Regions from separate parts of the Homo sapiens genome. Here region 2 is linked to region 1. A link is a contact called in ENCODE Hi-C or POLR2A ChIA-PET data. All regions are on one chromosome and are shown on one strand. Each heading gives the region's core, a stretch centred on a gene start or an enhancer-like site at or near the end of the contact. The rest is flanking DNA. Distances are from core to core; before and after follow the strand shown. Region 1 overlaps FOXO1 (forkhead box O1). Region 2 has its middle 60 kb from the start of LINC00598.

The links. Hi-C counts contacts between places; a loop is a spot of excess contacts on that map. ChIA-PET counts read pairs that join two places held with the same protein, here RNA polymerase II (POLR2A). Pooled maps may share reads with other maps.
Region 2: a loop to region 1 is called in a map of endothelial cell of umbilical vein, with 5 times the contacts of the local background. The contact joins two enhancer-like sites. A Hi-C loop is called at or near these places in 2 of 168 maps with a recorded cell type or tissue (Caco-2 and endothelial cell of umbilical vein), 5 of 37 single-sample maps with no recorded cell type and 5 of 50 pooled maps. POLR2A ChIA-PET finds 5 or more read pairs at or near these places in 8 of 52 experiments (CD4-positive, alpha-beta T cell, CD8-positive, alpha-beta T cell, GM12878 and 5 more).

What each region holds. Positions count from the first base shown.
Region 1 is chr13:40,587,206-40,593,550 of GRCh38, reverse strand. All of the region lies in intron 1 of FOXO1 (forkhead box O1), which reads left to right. Among named protein-coding and RNA genes, the nearest start is that of FOXO1, 76 kb to the left of the region's middle. RefSeq lists enhancers at 3,533-3,772, 3,783-3,842. Within about 2 kb of position 3,755, at least 20 of the 41 ENCODE cell types and tissues checked have a DNase peak (open chromatin) inside an H3K27ac peak, as active enhancers do; they include endothelial cell of umbilical vein, where a contact is called at or near this core.
Region 2 is chr13:40,537,547-40,543,891 of GRCh38, reverse strand. No RefSeq gene overlaps it. Among named protein-coding and RNA genes, the nearest start is that of LINC00598, 60 kb to the right of the region's middle. RefSeq lists enhancers at 2,063-2,610, 2,611-3,160, 3,161-3,710 and a silencer at 6,026-6,320. Within about 2 kb of position 3,336, at least 7 of the 41 ENCODE cell types and tissues checked have a DNase peak (open chromatin) inside an H3K27ac peak, as active enhancers do; they include endothelial cell of umbilical vein, where a contact is called at or near this core.

The DNA of each region.
Region 1 (6,345 bases), core at 2,506-5,005:
AACTTGAAATATTTTTAAAGCACAGTCTACAGTGGTAAGAACTTTTCTTTGCTGCAGTTTTAGATTACCTAGGAAGAAGACAGTGACATCCTGGAATGATTGTAAATTGGTGCTTGAAACCCTGGAAGTGAACTGTTTTCCAGTGGCAGGATGATGTGAGGTTCAATACTTCTCCCCTTTGAGTCTTAGATTTTAAATAGTCTAATTCCAAAATATTTCCTTAGGCTGGACACGGTGGCTCATGCCTGTAATTCTAGCACTTTGTGAGGCCATTGTGGGCGGATCACTTGATCCCAGGAGTTCGAGACCAGCCTGGGCAACATAGGGAGACCCTGTCTCTATAAAAAAAACCAACAAAAATTAGCCAGGCGTGGTGACATGTGCCTATGGTCCCAGCTATTCGGGAGGCTGAGGTGGGGCCATCACCTGAGCCTGGGAGTTTGAGGCTGCAGTAAGCAATGATCACGCCACTGCACTCCAATGTGGGTGACAGAGTGAGACCCTGTCTCAGAAACAAAACAAAACAAAAAAGCCCCCAAAACAAAATGCTTCCCTTTATTCTTGAGGCATAGTTGATGTTTTAATGGTGTTATAAACATAATTATTATCTTATATAGGCTGTGAAGTGATTGCTTATTGGTTTGGTACTAGAAACCATATACCTTTAATTATGTTTGATCATGTGAGACCCAGAAATGCCTCCTGTACACGCCTTTACCATTTCTTGGGAAGACAATAGGGGCCTGCCATCACTGTGAAGCAATAAAGTGTAAAGGATTGGAAAATAGGGATTGGGATTATTGAAACTGGAAAAAGTGAGGGAGTAATTTAAATTCTGTTTTAGTTATTAAAAGTCTGGTTTCCTGACTGTGCTAAGTATTGCAGAAAGACAAAGTGTGAGACAAAATATTTAGATCTTCAGGAGCTTACATTCAAGACAAGGTTAACCTGATGCTGTAGTTCTGGTTGTGTTCCTCCAAGAGGCAGGAGAGGAGAATTGGAGATATTCAGAACATGTTTGGGAGGAATGTAGTAATCAGGGCACCCTTCTGGTTTAAGTTGTCTTTTCTGCTTCGCTGCTATTCAGAAAGTGAAAAGCTTTGTTCTGGAACTTTGAGATATAGATGGGTCTTTTGCTTTTAATAATTTAAGGTAACTCCTTCAAAGATATTGCAGGTCTAGTTCACAAAACAAATTGTACAGTGAGCTGAGAGCAACTTTCTCTGTCCTGAGTTTTGATGAAGTTGTTTTTTTTAAATCATGATCAGGATACAGGTCCTCAATTAGTTTGTCTGGAATTTAGTAAGCGGAGTGCTGGAGATTGGAGATCAGAGTAGCATGAAGATTGAATAAGATGGGGATTGCACATTCTGGTTTACCCAGTTTGGAAGAGTAATGCATAGGTAATATACAGGTTGTGTTGATGGGTGAGGATACAGATGTCACAGTTTGTGAGAATTCAAGTGTAGTGATTTATTTCATTTAATCTACTGGCAGAGCTCTAATTTACTTATGGAGCTGTAGAAACAAAAAATTTCTAATAGGGCTGAGTGCGGTGGCTCACGTCTGTAATCTCAGCACTTTGGGAGGTCAAGGCGGGTGGATCACTTGAGGCCCGGAACTCGAGACCAGCCTGACCAACATCATGAGACCCTGTCTCTACTAAGAATGCAAAAATTAGCCTGGCGTGGTGGCACACAGCTGTAAAAATATCTCAGCTACTCAGGAGGCTGAGGTATGAGAATTGCTTGGACCTGGGAGGTGGAGGTTGCAGTGAGCCAAGATCGAGCCACCTCACTCTAGCCTGGGCGATAGAGTGAGACTCTGTCTCAAAAAATATATATATTTTTAGTAGTTTTTGCTATAGTTTTATGAAAGTAACAAGACTAGTAAAATTATAAAACAATTGGCCTTTATGGTCTAAAGCGTTCTTATTTATAGCCACCCAGAATGTATCATCTGCTAGTCTCCACTCTGCTGTCTGTCCTTTCCATCATCCCTCTTGGGCGCCCTACCTGGCTGGCCTGCCCAGTAAGTATGGCACCAGGTTTCCTGTTCTGGGCCTCTGGCTGCTTTGTACTTCTCCATTCCTGGAGGTCTCTGGACCTTCAGCTGCTCAAAATTCAATTGCACCAACTTTGACTGAAGTGCACTGCTGATGATCCTTCTCTTTGTGAGCCTTGCCTCTTCCCTATGAGCTACTTTCTGCCTAGACCTCCTCATGGTGCCGTGTCCAGAACGTGGGAGCCACCCGGCTAGGAAACTCAACACTGCTGCCCTCCTAGCAGTAGCAGCAAGCTACAGCTTGCCCCCTTTCAAGGTGTTTGACCCTGTTGGATTTCTCATTGCTCCCCTTCTTGCTTTGTATTTTTTTTGGCAGGAAGAGTCTCTTTTATTTCTGAGCTGATTTGCAGATCAGAAACGATGGACCTCTGTTGAACTCTGAAGCAGTCCTCCCTCTCCACTTGGGACTGCTAGTCCTCTTGCCTTTGGTATAAAGGGGTCCTCCATCTGTCCCCAGGCCCCATCCTCCGAGAGGCCTTCCAGAACCTGAGCATTGTGTTTTTCTTTTTCAATACTTTAGTACCTTAGAAACCAGAAAGTGATAAATGAGGAGAGTAGGTATGAAGTAGAAGAGGATTTTGATGGCCAGCTCGTAAAGTGTAGCGTTAAGTGAAACATTGTGATGTGAACAATTTGGTATTTTTGAAAGTCCTAATGCTACTTGTACCAGGTGAAATGTTTAAATCTCTCTCAAGCCCCTAGCATTTTGATATTCTTAAAAAAGAAAAAAAAAGCCACACAGAAGGCATTAGTCCAGCGTGGTATGTTATTGAAACTGGAACGATATTGCAGCATATCTCCACATCTCCCGTTGACGGCAAAGCTGAGCCAGTGAAACAGGTGTGAGCCTTTGAGACTGCTGGGATAACCCATGCTGTGGAGATGGAAAACTAAACTTTTGAGTGAGTTTTCTGGTTTATTGGGATTCATCCTTGGTATATCAGCAGTTGTGGTTTCAAGGTTCCATATTTTAGTTCTTGTTCCACTTGATGGAACACTTGACATCTATCCTCTTCTGTAACTCCGCAAGAGGGGCATTTGGTTAATGGTCATTTTGGAAAGAAAGCTATTTTGGGGACAGTAATTGCCTGGAGTCTTTATGTAAGAAGAGACCGAAGAGTCTTAGCAAGGAGAAGGTTTCTGTTTGCGGCATTTGGCCCATAGTATAGTACACATTCCTGTTGTGTTGTTTTGTTTGCATCATTGGGCTTAGATGTTATTAGATATTACTAGTCTAATCCAATTCCTTGTTCTTGGAGAATAGGTTTCTTGTTTATCTGAATGGCTTTTCTTTGCGTCACTATGCCAGAATAGTCATTCTTGGACAGAAATGATGGTTTTAAAATCTCTCTTACATTTTAAGACCTGCTCTAGGGGTTGTAAAATAGTACTGCTGTTATTGGGAGGAGTTGGGTAGGGGCCACAGCAGCAGGGAGAGAGAGGCTCCCATCGTACAAACTTGCAGACTTTTATTAAAACGTATTTATTGATTGCAAATTATGTCAACAGAGTGAGGCTTTGGTAACTCTTCAAGTTACTAGTGTTTCCTTCTTTGCATAGTTGTTTCCCATCACCCTTTAAACATCTGCTGCTTCTGGTCTTGTCCAGTCATGCTTGAGTGATCAGCCCCAGAAGTCTGACAGCTCTTCCTGTCTTGACTCAGGACAGTCCAGGACAGCTGAGCTCCCTGCACTGAAACAATGGGACTCCTGAAAACTGCTCTGCTGTTGACATGAGAAGCACATTTCCTCTTTCTTAACTTCCAGAAAGTTACTGTGGTGGCTTTGAAATTTGTTCTGAAACAATAAGCTCAAAGGATTCTGTTAATCTATTCTGATTAATTTAGGAGGCAGCAGCATTCATTATTTGACTTATGTTAGTGGTTAATTAACCAAAGTAGAACATGTTCACTTTTTATAAATTAAATGCTGATAGAGTAACAAAGACGAAATATTTTACAACACAGATCCTTGAATTTGACTCTGAAATATTCTGTTATTTTGCAGCAGTTTCCGGTTTTAGTGACACTTACATACTGTTTCTATTATTAGCAAGTTTTGAATTTAAGTAACTTGAAATGGATATGAAAGTTGTTTCTATAAATAATACAGACTGTACTCATGTGAGAGTTTTTTTTCTTTAATTTCATTGTTGGCCTTGATTGGGGAGAAGATTTATATTTTATGCCAGTCTTTTCTTGTTTAGAATTGGCAAGAATTGGATTGAGTTGTATTAAACTGTTTATGTGAATAGATAGTTACTTTTGAGATGTCTTTGAATGTAGAATATTCTTGCAGCCATTTCTTGATGGTCTGCCTTGACTGTCTTATGGACAGTTGGCATCAGTGACACTTTCATTTATTTACTTATTTATTTTTTTTTAGACAGAGTCTCGCTCTGTCGCCCAGGCTGGAATGCAGTCGTTCGATCTCAGGCTCACTGCAACCTCTGCCTGCTGGATTCAAGTGATTCTTGTGCCTCAGCCTCCAAAGTAGCCGGGATTACAGGCATGCACCACTATGCCTGGCTAATTTTTGCATTTTTAATAGAGATGGGGTTTTACCATGTTGGCCAGGCTGGTCTTGAACTCCTGACTTCCAGCAATCTGCCCACCTCGGCCTCCCAAAGTGCTGGGATTACAGGAGTGAGTCATCACTCCTGGTCAATCAGTGACACTTTTAAATCACTTGTGTCCTTGACTCTTTTTATGTTGTCTTTATGAGGGACAGGCCCTTTATTCTACCAAGGAGACCTCCATAGTTGCTCATTCTGAATTCTTTCAGGAAGATTTGGTTGAGGGTTGTTCATTAGGCTGGGGCCTCTGCCGGGGTGGGTTGAGATTAGATGGATAACAGGAAAATAATCATAGTGCTTCCCAGCCCCTGTAAGTGAGGGGTCTTCTTAGGATAACTTTTTGGCTTGGAGTAAATGTCCCCCCCAAAATCTTAAACTCAGTTTAAGGGTGAAAACTTAAATATAATTTGTTCCTGGACTTTGGGATTCTGTGAACATTTGTTTGCTTCTGTTAGTGATGGTTATGGAGGGTTTAACCGCCCACATTTTCACTACCTTTTTAGCCCAATAAATGGAAAAAGAAAAGGTAGGCAGGGAATTTTGTTCCACTTAAAACATCAGTTGGCCTGTTCGGATTCAGGTGACTCAAGGTTTGGTAATGAAGCTAGAGAAGTCTTGTGCAGATACACTCAAACTTCCTGACTGTGCAGTTCAGGGAATTGTAAGTAGAGCCTGAGCAAGGAACACCTTGATTGTTGGAGAGGAAAGGTGGAAGATGAGCACTCCCTAATCCTCCTCTACTCAGTTTCTTTAGGGTTAAATGGGCATTTATTTAAATGTAGGATTCTGCTTGCCTGAACTCCCAAGGTTCTGTTAATTGAATTGAATCCTTTCTATCCTGGGCTTCCTCCCGCACCATAGCAGATGTGAGGATATGGAGCATAATGCAGTAGTGCTCTGTACTCTGTGTTATGCAATTTGAAAAGTGCCGTTCTAGCCCGAAAATGTTAGTGCATTGACTCTCTTTCACATGAAAGGCCTTAAAGTTTACCCCTGGAAGTCAACCTAGGGTGGCACAGAGGCAGAGACCCATTACCACCATCAACCCTCTGGCCCTTTTAAAAGGTGGGGAGAGGCTACTGTGAACACTGAAGACAGCACTTTAGTTGGATGGACTTCATAATTAATGTCTCATTAAGTGAAGACTTCCGTTTCATTTGGCTTTCCAGACCATTCGGTAGAAATGCAGAGGAATGGAGGGAGAACAGTGCATCTCAGTTGGCAGGCAGGAAGAGCAGATGTGGAAGAAGCAACAAAGATTTTCTCCAAGCACTTGAGCCGTGCTTTAGGTATAGATGGACTGTCTTTGGGGCCATCCTAGTAATCAACATGGTTAATGGCAGCTTCTCTCTCTGTCCTTGAGTCTTTTAGCAAAAATAAGTTTTTATTTGACTCCTCAAGCAAGGGTACCCAGCCTTGGAGAGGAGATGAAATTAAGATAAATCTTTATTTTTTCTTATTTGTATTTGAAGGGGAAGTTTAAAACTAGTCATGTAAATAGCTGTTTGGCTTATCTGGACTTTCCAGTCATTTTTGTTTTCCTTCCTTTCACGGATAATCAATCTTTCACTATCTGTTCGTATTTGCTTCTTATTGTGGTCTCCTGCTCCGCCCTGCCCACTCCCACTTTTTTTTTTTTTTTTTTTACTTTGTTCTGAGCCCTTCTCAGGCAGAGGAGGTCAGGCAGGTACACGTGCCTTTGGGAAG
Region 2 (6,345 bases), core at 2,087-4,586, 49 kb after region 1:
GTTGTTGCTTGTATCAATAATTTGGTCCTTTTTATTTATTTTTATTATTATTGTTTTGAGATGAAGTCTCATTCTGTTGCCCAGCTTGGGTACAAGGGTGCGAACTCAGCTCACTGCAAGCTCCGCCCCCCGGGTTCAAGGGATTCTCCTGCCTCAGCCTCCCAAGTAGCTGGGATTACAGGCATGCACCACCACACCCAGCTAATTTTCTTATTTTTAGTATAGACTAAAATTTTTCTTATTTTTAGTCTATACTAAAAATTTTCTTATTTTTAGTATAGACTATGTTGGCCAGGCTGGTCTCAAACTCCTGACCTCAAGTGATCCACTCACCTCAGCCTCCCAAAGTGCTGGGATTACAGGCGTGAGCCACCACGCCCAGCTAGGTCCTTTTTATTTTTAAGTAGTATTGCAATGTGTAGATATACCAGTTGGTTTATCCATTCTTCTGTTGATAGACATCTGGGCTATTTCCAATTTTTGACTATTATGGATAAAGGTGCTATACACACTTTTGTACACATTTTTTTTGTGGGCATTATATTTTCATTTCTCTTGAGTGGGATACTTAGGAATGTGATTGCAGGATCATAGGTATATTCAATTTTTTAAGAAAATGCCAAATGGTTTTCCAAAGTGGCTGTACCAGTTTACACTCCCACCAGCAATGCATGAGAGTTCTGGTTGTTCCATGTCCTCTCCAAAATCTGGTATTTTTCATCTTGTTAATTTTAGCTATTTTAGTGTTTGTAGTGGTATCTTATTATGATTTTAACTTGCATTTCCCTGATGATTATGATGGTGAATGCTTTTTCATGTGCTTATTGACCATTTGTATGTCTTGTGAAGTGTCTATTCAAGTATTTTATCCATGTTTAAATTGCATTGTCTTTTTATTATTTTATTATTTTTTGTTTTTTTATTGAGTTGTAGGAGGTCTGTATATATTCTGCATATAAGCTATAGGAATGTATGTGTATATAAGTATGTAATATCTTTGTACATGATATAGATTAGATATAATATATATTCAGACACAGGTGTTGCACATATTTTCTCCTAATGTTACCTATTTTCTTGAGTGCCTTTTGATGAACAATTTTAAATTTTGATGAAGTTCAATTTATTACTTTTTTTCTTTTGTGATTTGTGCTTTCTGTGTCTTCATCAAGAAATCTTTACTTTCCCCTGTATTCTCTTATGTTTTCTTCTAATGACATTGTGTTTATATATGTGCACAGAAACTAAAAAAAGCAACAACAAGAAAAGCATAACCACAAAACGCAGCATAATACATAAAGAATAAAATTTCTTAATATTATCAAATACCCAGTTAGCACAATGTTCACATTTTCTCACTTACTTTTTAGGTTTTTCTTATGATTTGTTAATACAAATTAGAATCCAGATAACATCCATATTATAATACATTGCTTTTTTTTTTTTTTCTGAGACAGAGTCTTATTCTGTCATCCAGGCTGGAGTGCAGTGGTACAATCTCGGCTCACTGCAACCTCCGCCTTCCAGGTTCAAGCAATTCTCCTGCCTTAGCCTCCCGAGTAGCTGGGATTACAGGTGCACGCCTGGCTAATTTTTTTGTATTTTTAGTAGAGACAGGGTTTCACCATGTTGGCCAGGCTGGTCTTGAACTCCTGACCTCGTGATCTGCCTGCCTCGGCCTCCCAAAGTGCTGGGATTACAGGCGTGAGCCATTATGCCTGGCAATACATTGCTTTTTTTGATATGTATTCTAAGAGTTTTTCTTAGTGTACAGGTCACCCCCATTTTTTTTTTTGGTACTGTTTTTAAGAAACTGTGTCATTTGTAGCGTGTCTCATAGTTTGGACTTTGCTGATTTTATCCTCATGGTGCCATTAGTATATTTCTCTGCCCCTGTGTAACCTGAAAACTAGATCTAGAGGCTTGGTCATATTTAGGTCCAGTCTTTTTTTTCTTTTTTTTTTTCTTTCTTTTTTGGAGATGGAGTCTTGCTCTTGTCACCCAGGCTGGAGTGCAATGGTAAGCTCTCAGCTCACTGCAACCTCCGCCTCCCAGGTTCAAGCGATTCTCCTGCCTCAGCCTCCTGAGTAGCTGGGATTACAGGCACCTGCCACTACACCCAGCTAATTGATGTATTTTTAGTAGAGACAGGGTTTCGCCATGTTGGTCAGGCTGGTCTCGAACTCCTGACTTCAGGTGATCCACCCACCTTGGCCTCCCAAGTGCTGGGATTACAGGCGTGAGCCACTGCGCCTAGCCTAGGTCCAGTCTTTGTCAAGAATACTTTATAGTATTCTGCGACTAGACAGGGTGGGAAGCACATGATGTCCACTTGCCTTTTGTATGATATTAGCAGCCATTGATGACCATTGTTATTGTCATTATTTCATGAAGATTACAAAATGGTGATATTCTAATTCTACCATTTCTTCTTCCTTTTTTTTTGTTTGAGACAGAGTCTTGGTCTGTCTCCCAGGCTGGAGAGCACTGGCGTGATCTCAGCTCACTGCAACCTCTGCCTCCTGGGTTCCAGCTTCAAGTGATTCTCGTGCCTCAGCCTCCCAAGTAGCTGGGACTACAGGCACATGCCAGCACACCCAGCTAATTTTTGTATTTTGAATAGAGATGGGTGTCCGCCATGTTGGCCAGGCTGGTCTTGAACTCCTGACCTCAGGTGATCCGCCTGCCTCAGTCAAAGTGCTGGGATTACAGGCATGAGCCACCATGCCTGGCCCAGTTCTACCATTTCTTCTAAATTCATTAGCTGAAAACTCTTGTGGTTATAATTCCTTGAAATGACTATTTGGATGCCCTATCCTCTATCTTGAATAGCTCCAGGAATGCCCGGAATAATTTCTAGAGTTATTTATCTGCTTTGTATCACTAGTTTTTAAGTTTTCCGCACAGTGTTAGGCTACAGTTGTTGCTTATTAATATTTACAACAACAAGAAAAATAATCATTATGTTCTGAGCACTCTGGGGGCAGGGTCTAACTGAAGCACTCATCAGATCCTCTGAGCTGGAAATTATTATTCATAGACACTATGGCTTTCCACATAAGGTGACAGATTTATCAAACAATCTCTGATCTTCCGTACGGGTTTCTTCCACGCCATTGTCTCCAGTATGGATATGTGGAAGATTTTCCTCTCCTTTAACTTTTTAGGTTTGAAAATATTTCTACCATTAAATGCCTTTCGCTGTGTGAAATAATATGAACCCAGGATAAACATTCAAATAATAGGATGTTGACTATTCCCATTAAAGTTGAAAGAGGAGGCCCATAGCTACAGCATGAGTCATCCCTACTCTGGCCGCTTACTGTGTCAAGTCAGGAATTTAAACAGATCCTTTGCCCCTCACAAAGGCTCCGTTTCCTCCTCAGTAGAATGGGAAAAAATAATACTGGGTCATGACTTTGTGCCAAAGAGGTGTTTCCCACTATAGACCAACTGGAGACAGCTTGGGCAGATGCTGGGGTCTGAAACCTTTTCCAAATAAATATAGGAGAACACCATCAGAGGGAACACGCCCTCCCTGGTGAGATTCCCCATTTTACCTTCTTCGTGGCTTAGTGTCTTCTAAAAGGAAATGATCTAAGTGACTAGATGTGTGAAGGAAATTATTAAACAGAATACTCAAAATTGGCCTTGATATGAGAGAAGAAAGTGTTTAGGGTTTGAAAGACTAATGAGTTTATGCGACATACTAGTCCCTTTCGCAGGAACAGATACTTTTCAGCTGGTTCATAGGCAGGTTTGCATTCTCTCTTGATTGGACGAGGGGGATTATTTCTTGTATATTAGGCTGCTTATGGCTTCTGCTTCCTAGCCCTTGATTCTCTTTCACAATTATCTTCCACAAGCCAGCAGTTTCTATTCCTTTGCACATTTAACTCAGCTATAAGATGATCTGTTTCCCCTCAAAACCCCACCAAAGATTGCTGTTGATTTTCTCGAAGATACAGATACTTTCAGTAAATGTTGACCCGTCTCTGTTGTTTTGAGCTGGAGAGTCAATTTTACACATAGAGTGACTGTGCATCCCAGTTTTCCCAGGACAAACTTACGCTTGTTGCCATACTGTAGTTATTAACAGTACCCTCTTTCACTTTCAAAAGTGTCCTGGTTTGAATGACAAATCACGTGGACACCCTGTTTATACACAATAGTTACCCGTTACTTTTCTTCTATTGCATAAGAGGGAAATGGAAGATCACCCTTAAAATATCACAGTAATAATTGCCTTAGAAAGATCTACTGATGAATGGTAAGTTAGAGGGCAAAAGGGAGAAATAGGATATCTACATAATCAAAGCATCTCCAAATCTACAAAGCATCTCCCCTCAAATATTTTCTAATTATAAAGGGGGAAAAGAATGAGATTACAGTGGAAAAACCTGGAAGATACCACTTTTGCCAAATGATCAAGATTATCATCACCAGTGGTAAGATAAATCGACATCATGTACTTTTTTTTTGAGACAGGGTCTCACTCTGTTGCCCAGGCTGGAGTGCAGTGGTGCCATCTCAGCTCACTGCAACCTCCACCTCCCAGGCTCAAGTGATTCTCGTGCCTCAGCCTCCCTAGTAGCTGGGATTACAGGCACATGCCACCACGCCTGGCTAATTTTTGTATTTTTAGTAGAGACAGGGTTTCACCATGTTGGACAGGCTGGTCTTGAACTCCTGGCCTCAAATGATCCACCCTACTTGGCCTCCCAAAGTGTTGGGATTACAGGCGTGAGCCACCGCGCCTGGCCTGTATATCCATATTGTACCTGCAATAATATAGCACACTGTGTTTCATGTATTACATAACCTGTATATTGCTTAAAGTATGGTTTCTACATTCTGGAAGTTAGGGAAAGGTAAAAAGACCAACGCCTTTTTAGTTGTGCAAACTTGAGTACCAGCTCTGTCCATTATTAGCCATTTGCCTTTGAGGAAATTATTTAAGCTCTTGGGCCTCAGTTTCCTCATATACTTTCTTATATGATGCACTGAAAAGGGCACGTCACCTCTGTGGGAATCTTGCCAGAAATGTATAACCTGTTTAATGGTGAGAAAACACATCAGACAAACCCAAGTTAAGGGATATCCTACAAAATATCTGACTAGGACTCTTACAAATTGTCAAGGTCCTGAAGGACAAGAAAACACAGAGGAACTGTCTCAGCTTGCAGAGCACATGAGGATAAATGCAGCAAAGGATCCTGGATTGGATCTTGAAACAGAAAAAGAAGACATTAGTGGAGAATCTGGTGAAATCCAAGTATAGGTAACAGTATCATACCAGAGTTAATTTCTTGGTTTTGATTATTGTACTATCAGTATGTAAGTCATTAACAGTAGGAGAAGCTGGATGAAGGGTATGTAAAAACTCTCTTTCCTACTTTTTTTTTCCCCAAGACAGAGTCTCACTCTGTTGCCCCAGCTGGAGTTCAGTGTCACTGTCATGGCTCACTGCAGACTCAAACTCCTGCACTCAATGGATTCTCCTGCCCCAGCCTCCCAAGTGTCTGGCATTACAGGTACGCACCACCACACCCAATAATCTTTTTTTTTTTTTTGAGAGGGAGTCTCGCTCTGTTGCCCAGGCTGGAATGCAGTGGCGTGATCTCAACTCGCTGCAATCTCTGCCTCCTGGGTTCAAGCAATTCTCCTGCCTCAGCCTCCCAAGTAGCTGGGACTACAGGAGCCCACCACCACACTTGGATGATTTTTGTATTTTTAGTAGAAATGGGGTTTCACCATGTTGGCCAGGCTTGTCTCGAACTCCTGACCTCAGATGATCTGCCTGCCTCAGCTTCCCAAAGTGCTGGGATTACAGGCATGAATCACCACGTCTGGCCCCAATAATCTTTTATATATATATTATTATTATTATTATTATACTTTAAGTTCTAGGGTACATGTGCACAATGTGTGGGTTTGTTACATATGTATACATGTGCCATATTGGTATGCTGCACCCACCCAATAATCTTTCTATTTTAATTGTTTTGCAGAGATGGGAGTCTCTCTATGTTGGCCAGGCTGGTCTCGAACTCCTGGGCTCAAGAGATCCTCTGGTCTTGGCCTCCCAAAGTGCCAGGATTACAAGCATGAGCCCCCGTGCCAGCTCTTTTAAAAATCAGGAAAGCACAGGAAAAGAGTGAGTGGGTACGCTTGGCTGGAAGTCAAGGGCCTGGCACGGGGTTGTGGAGCCAGGCTCTTCCTGGCGGCGGGGCTGTGGGGAGCTGGATGGCTGGACTGAGGTTACTGAGAGCCCTCCTCAGCCGAGCAGCAGGGGATTTACCCATCAAAGTAATCAGGGACAGAGTCTGAACCTGTCCCCATTGG